2 separate regions of the Homo sapiens genome follow, and region 2 is linked to region 1. The links are chromatin contacts, found by Hi-C or POLR2A ChIA-PET in ENCODE. All regions are on one chromosome and are shown on one strand. The core of a region is the stretch at or near the end of the contact, and the rest is flanking DNA. Distances in the headings are between cores, read along the strand shown.

Evidence for each region. Hi-C counts contacts between places; a loop is a spot of excess contacts on that map. ChIA-PET counts read pairs that join two places held with the same protein, here RNA polymerase II (POLR2A). Pooled maps may share reads with other maps.
Region 2: a pooled map shows a loop between it and region 1 (5-fold over the local background). The contact joins the promoter of CDC42 here to the enhancer-like site in region 1. A Hi-C loop is called at or near these places in 1 of 168 maps with a recorded cell type or tissue (CD8-positive, alpha-beta T cell) and 5 of 50 pooled maps. POLR2A ChIA-PET finds 5 or more read pairs at or near these places in 1 of 52 experiments (HepG2).

What each region holds. Positions count from the first base shown.
Region 1 is chr1:21,332,673-21,337,772 of GRCh38, forward strand. It overlaps a transcript of ECE1 not described here. Among named protein-coding and RNA genes, the nearest start is that of ECE1-AS1, 42 kb to the left of the region's middle. RefSeq lists an enhancer at 1,704-1,923. Within about 2 kb of position 2,184, at least 39 of the 41 ENCODE cell types and tissues checked have a DNase peak (open chromatin) inside an H3K27ac peak, as active enhancers do; they include CD8-positive, alpha-beta T cell, where a contact is called at or near this core.
Region 2 is chr1:22,050,536-22,055,635 of GRCh38, forward strand. It overlaps CDC42 (cell division cycle 42), which reads left to right and starts at 2,174. Exons shown (of 6, transcript NM_001791.4): 1 at 2,174-2,207. RefSeq lists silencers at 2,263-2,412, 2,473-2,692, 2,703-2,882 and enhancers at 2,595-3,162, 3,163-3,731.

The DNA.
Region 1 (5,100 bases), core at 934-3,433:
GACAGGAGGAGAGGGGAGGAGAGGGGAGAGGAGGTGAGGGAGGGGAGGGGAGGGGAGGGGAGGGGAGGGGAGGGGAGGGGAGGGGGAGAAAGATTTCAGTCCAAGGTGACCCTGAGAGAAGTCAGTCAGGCGAGGAGTTAGAGGGAAGGGGGCTGCGGGAACACAGGATGGGGGTGGGGTGGGCGGATGGTGAAGTAAGTTTCTAAGAACAGCTATGGAAAGAGAAACAATTGGGACATGTGTCAACACTGTTACAATATTAGTGCCATCCAATTCTTGGAGTCTAGCACCAGATATGCACCATGCATGCTCTGAGTGCTGCTCCTCTCACTGAATATTTGCAGTCTTCCTGGGAGGGACTTATCCTCACTTCACAGATGGGAAATCCAAGGCTCAGAGAGGAAGACACGCCTGCTAAAAGTCCTTGGTGACAATTCAATGGCAGATCCAGGGTTCAAGCTCAAGTTGATCCCATGGCCCTTGGTCTTAACCACTAGGTCACACTGAACAAACAGGTATTGGTGGTGCGTGGTAGGGATCTGATGCAGAAGGTGGGGGGAGCTGCCCAGTTTTTCACCCGGGACCTGCACTTAGTGCCTCCGCCTCCCCCACCCCTATTTGGGCTGAAGGCAGACAGCACAGCTCCAGCCCACCAGAGCCGTGGGGGGGGCGGGGGGGTGGGTGGGTAGTAGTGTGGCCTGGCTAAGGAGTCTCTCAAATATAGTGGGGAAATAAAATAAGTAGCAGAGAGATGGGCCAACCATGGCCCATTCTCATCTTCCCTCCCTAACCGCGTTCATCAGAAAACAGCATATGTGAGGGCCAGCACGCAGCCATTCTTTCCGGTGCTTCAGGAGGTTAGGATGACAGAGCCACGGGCTGGGCGCAGTGGCTCACGCCCATAATCCCAACTTCTTTGGGAGGCCGAGGCAGGCAAATTACTTGAGGTCAGGAGTTCGAGACCAGCCTGGCCAACATGGTGAAACCCCGTCTCTACTAAAAAATACAAAAGTTAGCCAGGCATGGTGGCACCTGCCTGTAATCCCAACTACTTGGGAGGCTGAGGCAGGAGAATTGCTTAAACCCAGGAGGTGGAGGTTGTAGTGAGCTGAGATCGTGCCACTGCACTCCAATCTGGGCAACAGAGCGAGACTCCGTCTCAAAAAAAAAAAAATGACGGAGCCACAAAGGTAATAACAGCTCCCACCTCCCAAGGGCCAACTCCGTGCACCGTCCTGTGAGCTTTACAACCTGTCATAAATTATCAACCACTTTTCACAACACCACTATGAGAAAGGTGCTACCATCATCCCATTTCATAGAGGAGAAAACCGAGGCTCAGAGATGGTCACTCACCAAAGGTCACCCAGCTGGGACTAAGTGACAGAGCTGGGACTACAACCCACATCTGTCTGGCTCCAAAACCTCCATACCTCCATCTTATCTAGAAAGAGTGCTGGATGAGGAGTCTAGAATCAGGGTCTAAGTCCTGCCTCTAACCTGCTGTATAGCCTCAGGTAAGTCTCTTTCCCTTTGTGAGCCTTGGTCTGCCCTATGAGGAAGTTGGCCTAGATGACCTCCAAGTCCCACCTCCTGTGACTCTGTGAGCTCTCATGCCCTCCTCTCTCTGGCTCCCAGCCACCACACCGGAAGCCCAACAGGATGCCGAGTAACCACCCACTGAACACTCAGGGGCGAAGGAAGATGAAGTGCCGCTTTCTCATGGCCATCTTCCACCAGACCAGCCCAGGAAACAAGGAACCACAAAGCCACAGGATTCCCTCCAGCGTGGCCGTGTGAACAGCAGCCCTGGAGCAGAGGGGCTGGGCATCCCCTTGCGGCCATCACTTCCTATGCCCTCACTTCTCGGCAGGGTGTGCGGAAGCGAGGGAGGCAGGCTCCAGCTCAATGCCCTCTGGCTCTGTTTCTCTGGGTCCCCAGGGGCTGGGACGGTGGGAACTGGTCACTCTGGGAGAATCCCAAGCCCACCCCGGAAGGCTGAGTTGAAGTGGAGGTTCAGACAGGTCTGTCTGGCTCCACAGGTAACTTTTGCCCACTGTGCTCTGCTGCCAGCAAGGTCTCGAAGCATCTGGGATGCCTGGCTACCTCTCTCCCATCCCTGAAGTAGCAGCCAAAATCCCAGATCCTGCAGAAACCTACGCCTCCTCAGCCTCAGGACAGACGAATATCCTGAGGCCCGCGCTCCTGCCTCCCTCCTGCCCCCTACAGTCCATGCTCTACACAGCAGCCAAGGTCTTTCCAAACAGAAACCAAGCCCAGTCGCCCCTCAACGTGGGGTCCTCCAGTGGCTTCCCACCACTATTAGAACGAAATGCTGACCCCTGCCCCACAGACAAGGCTGTCCATGGCTTGCCCCTCCAGGCCCACCTCTCCCTAGCCTTCCCTCCACCCTCCACTGCCTCTGCCCGGCCACACCAGCGTTCACCCCCTACATGTGCCAAACTTGCTGTTCCGGCAGCCGGGAACTCTCATCTCCCCCGCCCCCGTCTTTGCCCGGCTGCCCCCTCCTCAACCTTCATGTCCCAGCTCAGACATCACCTCCTTTCCTGGCCGCTCCTCTAGAGCGGCCCCCTCCCCTCACAGCCACTCTCCACCACATCGCCCTGTTTTGTCTCCTTTCTTCTCTCGGAGCGATCCTTCTGGTGGGTGGCTTTGCCTGTTTGGTCTCCAGCTTCCTCCCCTAGAGTGCAGCTCCTTAGGGGCAGGCATGTGACTGCTCCATTCTCTTCTGTCCCCACAATGAGGCAGGGCCTCCTTGGGTGCTCACAACCCTGAAGATGAGGACGCTGCAGCCCTGAGAGGTGGATTGAGCCGCCCAAAGTCCCAGAGCCAGGGAATAGCAGGGTTCAGACCGAGGGCGACCTGATGCCAAGCCTCAGTGGGTGGGGGGCTCTCACGGCTGGGGGCCTACTCTGGAGGGCTCTCACCCAGGGTGGACAGAGTCGCAGTGAGGCTCTTAGGGCGGGTACCAAGAATGAAGGGCCCACCAGCTTTCCCAAATGGTCCTTCTGCAAGCTACAGGCCAGCTGAGCTCCTGCCTGGGGTGGGTGAGACCCTGGGGGTGAAGAGGCACCAAACACCAGGAGCAAAGGCTCCCAAATGAGGGAGACCACAGACACAGGGAGCTGGGAAGCTTCGACCCACCCAGTGCTTGACGGAAGGGGAAAGTGAGGACTATGGAGGGGAAGGGACTTGCCTGAGGTCACACAGCCAATCAGTGGGTCTCCAGGGAGGGAGGCCCTTCCCTACCCTGCAGAACAGCAGGCGAAGCCCAAAGCCCAGGGTCTGGGCAGAGTGCCAGCCCAGAACTGCCAGGCCCTGGGGGCAGGGGCAGGGCTACAGAGTGAATCTGGGGCATTAAGACAAAGAAAGGACTCAAATTTCTTCCTTCTTTCAAAAAACACTTGAGACAGGCAGTGTCTCATACCTGTAATCCCAGCACCATGGAAGGCTAAGGTGGATGAATCACTTGAGCCCAGGAGTTCAATACCAGCCTTGGCAACTAGTGAGACCTTGTCTCTACAAAAAAATATCAGAAAATTAGCTGGGTGTAGTGGTGCACCTGTGGTACCAGCTACTCAGGAGGCTGAGGTGGGAAGATCACTTGAGCCCATAAGTTCAAGGCTGCAGTGAGCTGTGTTCATGCCACTGTACTCCAGCCTGGGTGACAGAGTGAGAGACCCTGTCTCAAAACCAAAACAACAAAAAACATTCACTGAGGCCGGGCGTGGTGGCTCACACCTGTAATCCCAGCACTTTGGGAGGACGAGGTGGGCAGATCACCTGAGGTCAGGAGTTCGAGACCAGGCTGGCCAACATGGTGAAACCCCGTCTCTACTAAAAATACAAAAAATTAGTCGGCTGTGGCCGGGCGCGGTGGCTCACACCTGTAGTAATCCCAGCACTTTCGGAGGCCGAGGTGGGCGGATCACGAGGTCAGGAGATTGAGACCATCCTGGCTAACACAGTGAAACCCTGTCTCAACTAAAAATACAAAAAATTAGCCAAGCGTGGTGGCGGGCACCTGTAGTCCCAGCTACTCAGGAGGCTGAGGCAGGAGAATGGCGTGAACCCAAAAGGTGGAGCTTGCAGTGAGCCGAGATCGCGCCACTGCACTCCAGCTTGGGCGACAGAGCGAGACTCCAGTGTGGGGGACAAAGCGAGACTCCGTCTAAAAAAAAGAAAAAATTTGCCTGGTGTTGTGGCAAACGCCTGTAATCCCAGCTACTTGGGAGGCTGAGACAGGGGCAGGAGAATCGCTTGAACCCAGGAGACAGAGCTTGCAGTGAGCCGAGACTGCACCATTGCACTCCAGCCTGGGCAACAAGAGTGAAAGTCCATCTCAAAAAAACAACAACAAAAAAAGAAAGTTAAACACACATTGCCCCTCTGACCCAGGAGTTGCACTCCTAAGTATGTGCCCCAAAGAAATGAGTGCTGAGGTCTGCAAAGAGTTACATACGAGAATGTCACAGCAGCCTCAAGCTGGAATCAACCCAAATGTCAGCCACGGACATTTACACGTACATCCACCCAATGCGGCACGACTCAGCCTAAAAAGGAGCAGATGCTGGTACAGGCGACACGGACAAACCTCAAACATTCCTTGCTGTCCAAAGCTGAAGAAAACCAGGCACAAAAGAGCACACATGAATGAATCCACACAGAGAAAGCTCAAAACCAGGCCAAACTAGAGGGCCAGTGGCCACCTGCTGCAGGGGACTGATGGAGGAGGCACACGGGAACTGTGGGAATGGTTCACACTTTGGTCCAGGTAGTATGCAGGTGTGTGCATTTGTAAAACGTGAGCTGTACAAGATATGCATACATTACTTAAGTAAATTATACTATACCACAATTTTTAGAAACGTACAATCTCTGCCCTCATGAGGTCCAGTCTGGCATCCTGTGTCATCATCGTAACAGTCATGACAATAACAGCAGGTGACACCGACTGAGTCCTCTGTATGTGCCAGCCCTCAGCTGGGCTACTCTGAAACAGGATCTGATTGAGCGTTTCTAACTACTGGGCAAAATACTGCCCCAGGAGCTCCATATTAGAGACAGGAGAATAAAGCT
Region 2 (5,100 bases), core at 924-3,423, 720 kb after region 1:
AGTATTAAATTAGCTACTACTACCTGCAAAGCTATTAGCCATACCTGCAGTAAACACTAAAAAATGTAGTTCTTATTTTTGGGTAATTAAAAAATCCAAAAGAGGGCTGGGTGCGGTGGCTTACACCTGTAATCGCAGCCCTTTGGGAGGCCAAGGCAGGTGGATCACAAAGTCATGAGTTCAAGACCAGCTTGGCCAATATGGTGAAACCCCGTCTCTACTAAAAATACAAAAATTAGCTGGGCATGGTGGTGGGCACCTGTAGTCTCAGCCACTTGGGAGGCTGAGGCAGGAGAATTGCTTGAACCCGGGAGGCGGAGATTGCAGTGAGCCGAGATCGAACCACTGCATTCCAGCCTGGGTGACAGAGCGAGACTCCGTCTCAAAAAAAAAAAAAAAATCCAAAAGAAAATATGACTATAAGTCAATATACTGGAATTAAGTGTCTTTGTTGGCCAAATAGCTGTGGCAGTAGACAATAAATGAGCTGTTATTAAGATAAGCAATTTTTTTTTATTTTTTTTGAGACAGAGTCTCGCTCTGTTGCCCAGGCTGGAGTGCAGTGGCGCGATCTTGGCTCACTGCAAGCTCCGCCTCCCGGGTTCACGCCATTCTCCTGCCTCAGCCTCTCGAGTAGCTATGACTACAGGAGCTCGCCACCACGCCCGGCTAATTTTTTTGTATTTTTAGTAGAGGCGGGGTTTCACCGTGTTAGCCAGGATGGTCTCGATCTCCTGACCTCGTGATCCGCCCGCCTTGGCCTCCCAAAGTGCTGCGATTACAGGCATGAGCCACCGTGCCCGGCCTAGGATAAGCAATTTAAGCGATTTTTCTCTAACATGGGGAAACATCTAAGAATAAGAGAGGGAAGTTCTCTATTTTCCTGAAGCTTTCATACTAGCAGAGAAGACAAATAATAGATACTGCGAAGATAGGATGATTGAAGAATGCAGTGATATAAATTTGGGGGAAGAGGAGGGAGGCAGAGCAAAGAAATTCAAGGCCTTGGCCAGACGTAATGTCTCACACCTTGTAATCCCAGCAGTTTGGGAGGCTGAGGCAGGCTGATAGCTTGTGTCCAGGAGTTCGAGACCAGCCTGGGCAATCCAGCAAAACCCTGTGTCTACAAAAAAATACAAAAATTAGCCAGGCATGGTGGCATGCGCCTGTGGTCCCAGCTACTTGGGAGGCTGAGGTGGGAGAATCGCCGGGACGTCGAGATTGCAGTGAGCTGAGATCGTGCCACTGCACTCCTGCCTGGGTGACAGAGCAAGAACGTCTCAAAGAAAAAACAACAACAACAACAACAACAACAACAACAAAAACACAAGGCCTGTGGTTGGGGGAAGGTTGTAACTCTAAAAAAGACCCATGTGGCTACAGCGAGGGACACTGGGTGTAGGTAGAGATAAGAAGAGTGATACTCAGTTCTCACATCACGGCGGACTGAATACAGGCCCGGGGAGTGAGAGACCATCCACCCCTGTGATCTGGGGCAAGTCACCAGCCCTTTCAGAGAAGCTTCCGTCTTCTCTGCAAAATGGGACAATACCTTGCTTCACAAGCTTGCAAGGATCAAAAGAACTGGTAGTGGGCCGGGCGCGGTGGTTCACGCCCGTAATCCCAGCACTTTGGGAGGTCGAGGCAGGTGGATCACTTACTTGAGGTCACGGGTTCGAGACCAGCCTGGGCAAAATGGTGAAACCCCGTGTCTGCTAAAAATACAAACATTAGCCTGGCGTGGTGGCAGGTGCCAGTGATCCCAGCTACTCGGGAGGCAGAGGCAGGAGGATCGCTTGAACCCAAGGGGTGGAGGTTGCAGTGAGCTGAGATCGCGCGCTGCACTCCAGTCTGGGCAACAGATCAAGACTGTCTCAGAAAAAACAAACAAAAAAGAACTGGTAGAGGAAGCGCTTTGCATACTATCGTTCACAGTATTATTACAAATACAACCATTAGGAAAACATGCAGAGCATAGCCCCGAACTCACGAGCTGCGCCGGCCCGCGCGTGCGCGACAGGCGGGCGGAGCCAGGGCAGTCCAGGCACCGCCTTGACCCGCCCCAGCCTCTTCCCCTTCCCTGTTCCTCCCACTTCCGCGGGCACCCAACTGTGCGTCTCCTGCGCGCTGACGTCAGGTGCGTGCCCCTGTCCGGCAGCCGAGGAGACCCCGCGCAGTGCTGCCAACGCCCCGGTGGAGAAGCTGAGGTGAGTGCGGGGCCCGAGGTTCCCCGCGGGAGCTGCCACCCTACCTTCCCATCCCCGCCGTCTCCGTCCTCTCCCAGTCCTCGGGGACACCCCGTCTGCGGGATCGTGGGGGGCCCGGGAGCACGGGTTGTGGGGGAGTGCCCGGCTCGCGCTGCGTCCTCCGGGCGGGCGCGGGTCCGCGTTCTGTGGGGGAGCCGGGGCGGGGGTCGCGGCCGGGGAGGCAGGGGGCGCCCGTCTGAGGAGGGGCGCGCGGCCGGGGCTCGGGGCGCGAGCGGGACCGGGCTGTCACCGGCAGCGGCGGAAGGAAGGGGGTCACACCCATCCTGGGCGCCCGGGCTCCCCTCCCCCCAGCCCGGCCCGGCGGGCTCCTAAGGGCGGCCGGGGGCCTCAGAGCGACTCGCGGGCGCTTGGGCCGGGCCGGGCGCCGGTCTTCCGTGCTGGCAGGCTGCGTTCCGTGCCCTGCGCTCCGGCCTGGACTTCCTGCTTCGCCGGGCGCCGCCGCGGACATTTTGCGGCGGGGGTGGGGGGGCGGGGGAGGGGAGTGGCGTTGCGGCCGCGGCGGGGCGGTGGCAGGAGGGCAGCTCGCTGGCTGCTCGCGGCGGTGCCTGTCCGAGCTCCCCTCCGCGCCGGCCGCGTCCTCTGGGCGGGGTGGCCCCGAGCCACGGCCTCCAGGCTGCTCTTCCTTTCGGAGGTCGAGTTCCTAGCATTTCCATCCGCTCCTCCAGCCCGCTCCCTGCCGGTTTAGCTGAAGCTTCCCTTTCGGGGAGTTACCTAACTACCTCCCGAAGCCGTCGTTCTGCTGCTTGGTTAATTCCTCTTATCGGGGGGGAATTTTCTTTGTTCGTTTGTTTTTCCTCCCCTTTAAGTCCAAGATAAATGTAGTGTGGAAGATTACGTCATCGCGGTATAAGGAGTGAGACTTAACTCCTACAAGTCAGGGACTTAAATTCAAACAGCATTTTGCAGCCTTAGTCGGTCACCCAGTGGCTTATCCTGCCTGCTTCCCAACACGTCGTATTCACAGATGATGTTTTGAAAGCTTGTTACTTGTGTTCATGACCGCCTTCAGTGCACCTAAAAGCTAGGAAGGTTTAAAATCCCAGGATTAGTTTGTGTCAGGGAATAAAGTGTAAGACAACACCGTCCACGGCCCCTTGCGTGGCATTAACTTTAAATAGAGGTCCCTTTGACTATACTAGAATGAGGTGGGTTTATTTGTGGGAACACTTTTCGGTCCAAAATGACTTTCCCAGACTGTTTATTCTCCTTTATGACTTACTGCATGCTGGGAATCTCCCTAGGTTGATTCAAGTGCACTTTTTGTGGTGAAGTTGTGTTGAAAAGAGGATCAGTTTATGCCTGATCTATGCTAGACATTTTAGTTTTGTTATTAAAAACGAGACTTCGATCTTTAAGCAAAAAACTTAATATTTTCATAATTTTGAGATCACAATTTTTATTTTTTTTGAGACAGGGTCTCAAAGACGTTACTAAATATAATGGATATTGCACTCCCAGGCTGCAGTGCAGTGGCGCGATCTTGGCCCACCGCAGCCTCCGCCTCCCGGGGTCAAGTGAGCCTCCCACCTCAGCCTCCCGAGTAGCTGGTACTGCAGGCATGTACCACCATGCCCCGCTAATTTTTGTATTTTTTGTACAGACAGGGTTTCGCCATGTTGCCCAGGCTGGTCTCGGACTCCTGGGGTCAAGCAGAGATCACAATTTTTGTTCCCTAGGGTGTTTACATTCTAAATTTTGTATCCTTCCGCGACTGCAATAGTATCACACAAAAATGTTGACTCTGTAAAGCAAATGAGATCCAATTGTGTAATGCATTGTTGTAAAGATAATTCATGTCGAAACAAGTGCTTTCCCACTGTTTCTCATTTCTATAGAGAACAGATTGGTAAACACTTAAAAGGAGTGTAGGTTCAAGGCAGCTTTCTGTAGTGTGTAGGCATTACAGACCATTGGATAGGTGTGGAACTTGAATCTTCTGAAATACATTTGTTAGCCTTGATGTAATATTTTAGGCATATAAAATTGGAACACATCTGCCTTATTTTCTTGAGCTTTCTATTTTTAATAATTTTAAATAATATCAATTTGTATCTTTCCTTTTAGAAAGTAACAGTAGTTTGAATTTATGTATATATATATATATATATATATATATATATTTTTTTTTTTTTTTTTTTTTTTTTTTTTTTTTTTTTTTTTTTTTTTTTTGAGAAGGAGTCTCGCTCTGTCTCCCAGGCTGGAGTGCAGTGGCGCAATCTCAGCTCACTGCAAGCTCCGCCTCCCAGGTTCACACCATTCTCCTGCCTCAGCCTCCCGAACAGCTGGGACTACAGGCGCCCGCCACCACGCCCGGCTAATTTTTTGTATTTTTAGTAGAGACGGGGTTTCACGGTGTTAGCCAGGATAGTCTTGATCTCCTGACCTCGTGATCCGCCCGCCTCGTCCCCGCAAAGTGCTGAGATTACAGGCGTGAGCCACCGTGCCCGGCCTGAATTTATAGTTTTTATACTGAGATGGAGATAAGAGTTTGGTAATCAACTAAGTATTGAATGAGCTCGTTTTCAGTAATTTCTTCAAGACCAGAAAGGTATCACATCCTCTGTTTATACTCTTAAAATGTTTTCATGTTACAACCAATACCTGTCCGTATTAAACTTAATTTTTTGGGAATCTAAGGCAGATGTTATAGCCTAGAGTAGTATAGGGAGTTAAAAAAAAAATTGGTGATTTTTTTTTTTTTTTTGGAGACAGGGTCTTACTCTGTCGCCCAGGCTAGAGTGCAGTGGTGTGATCACAGCTCACTGCAGCCTCGGCCTCCCAGGCTCAACTGATCCTTCCACCTCAGCCTCTGCAGTAGCTGGGACTACGGTGC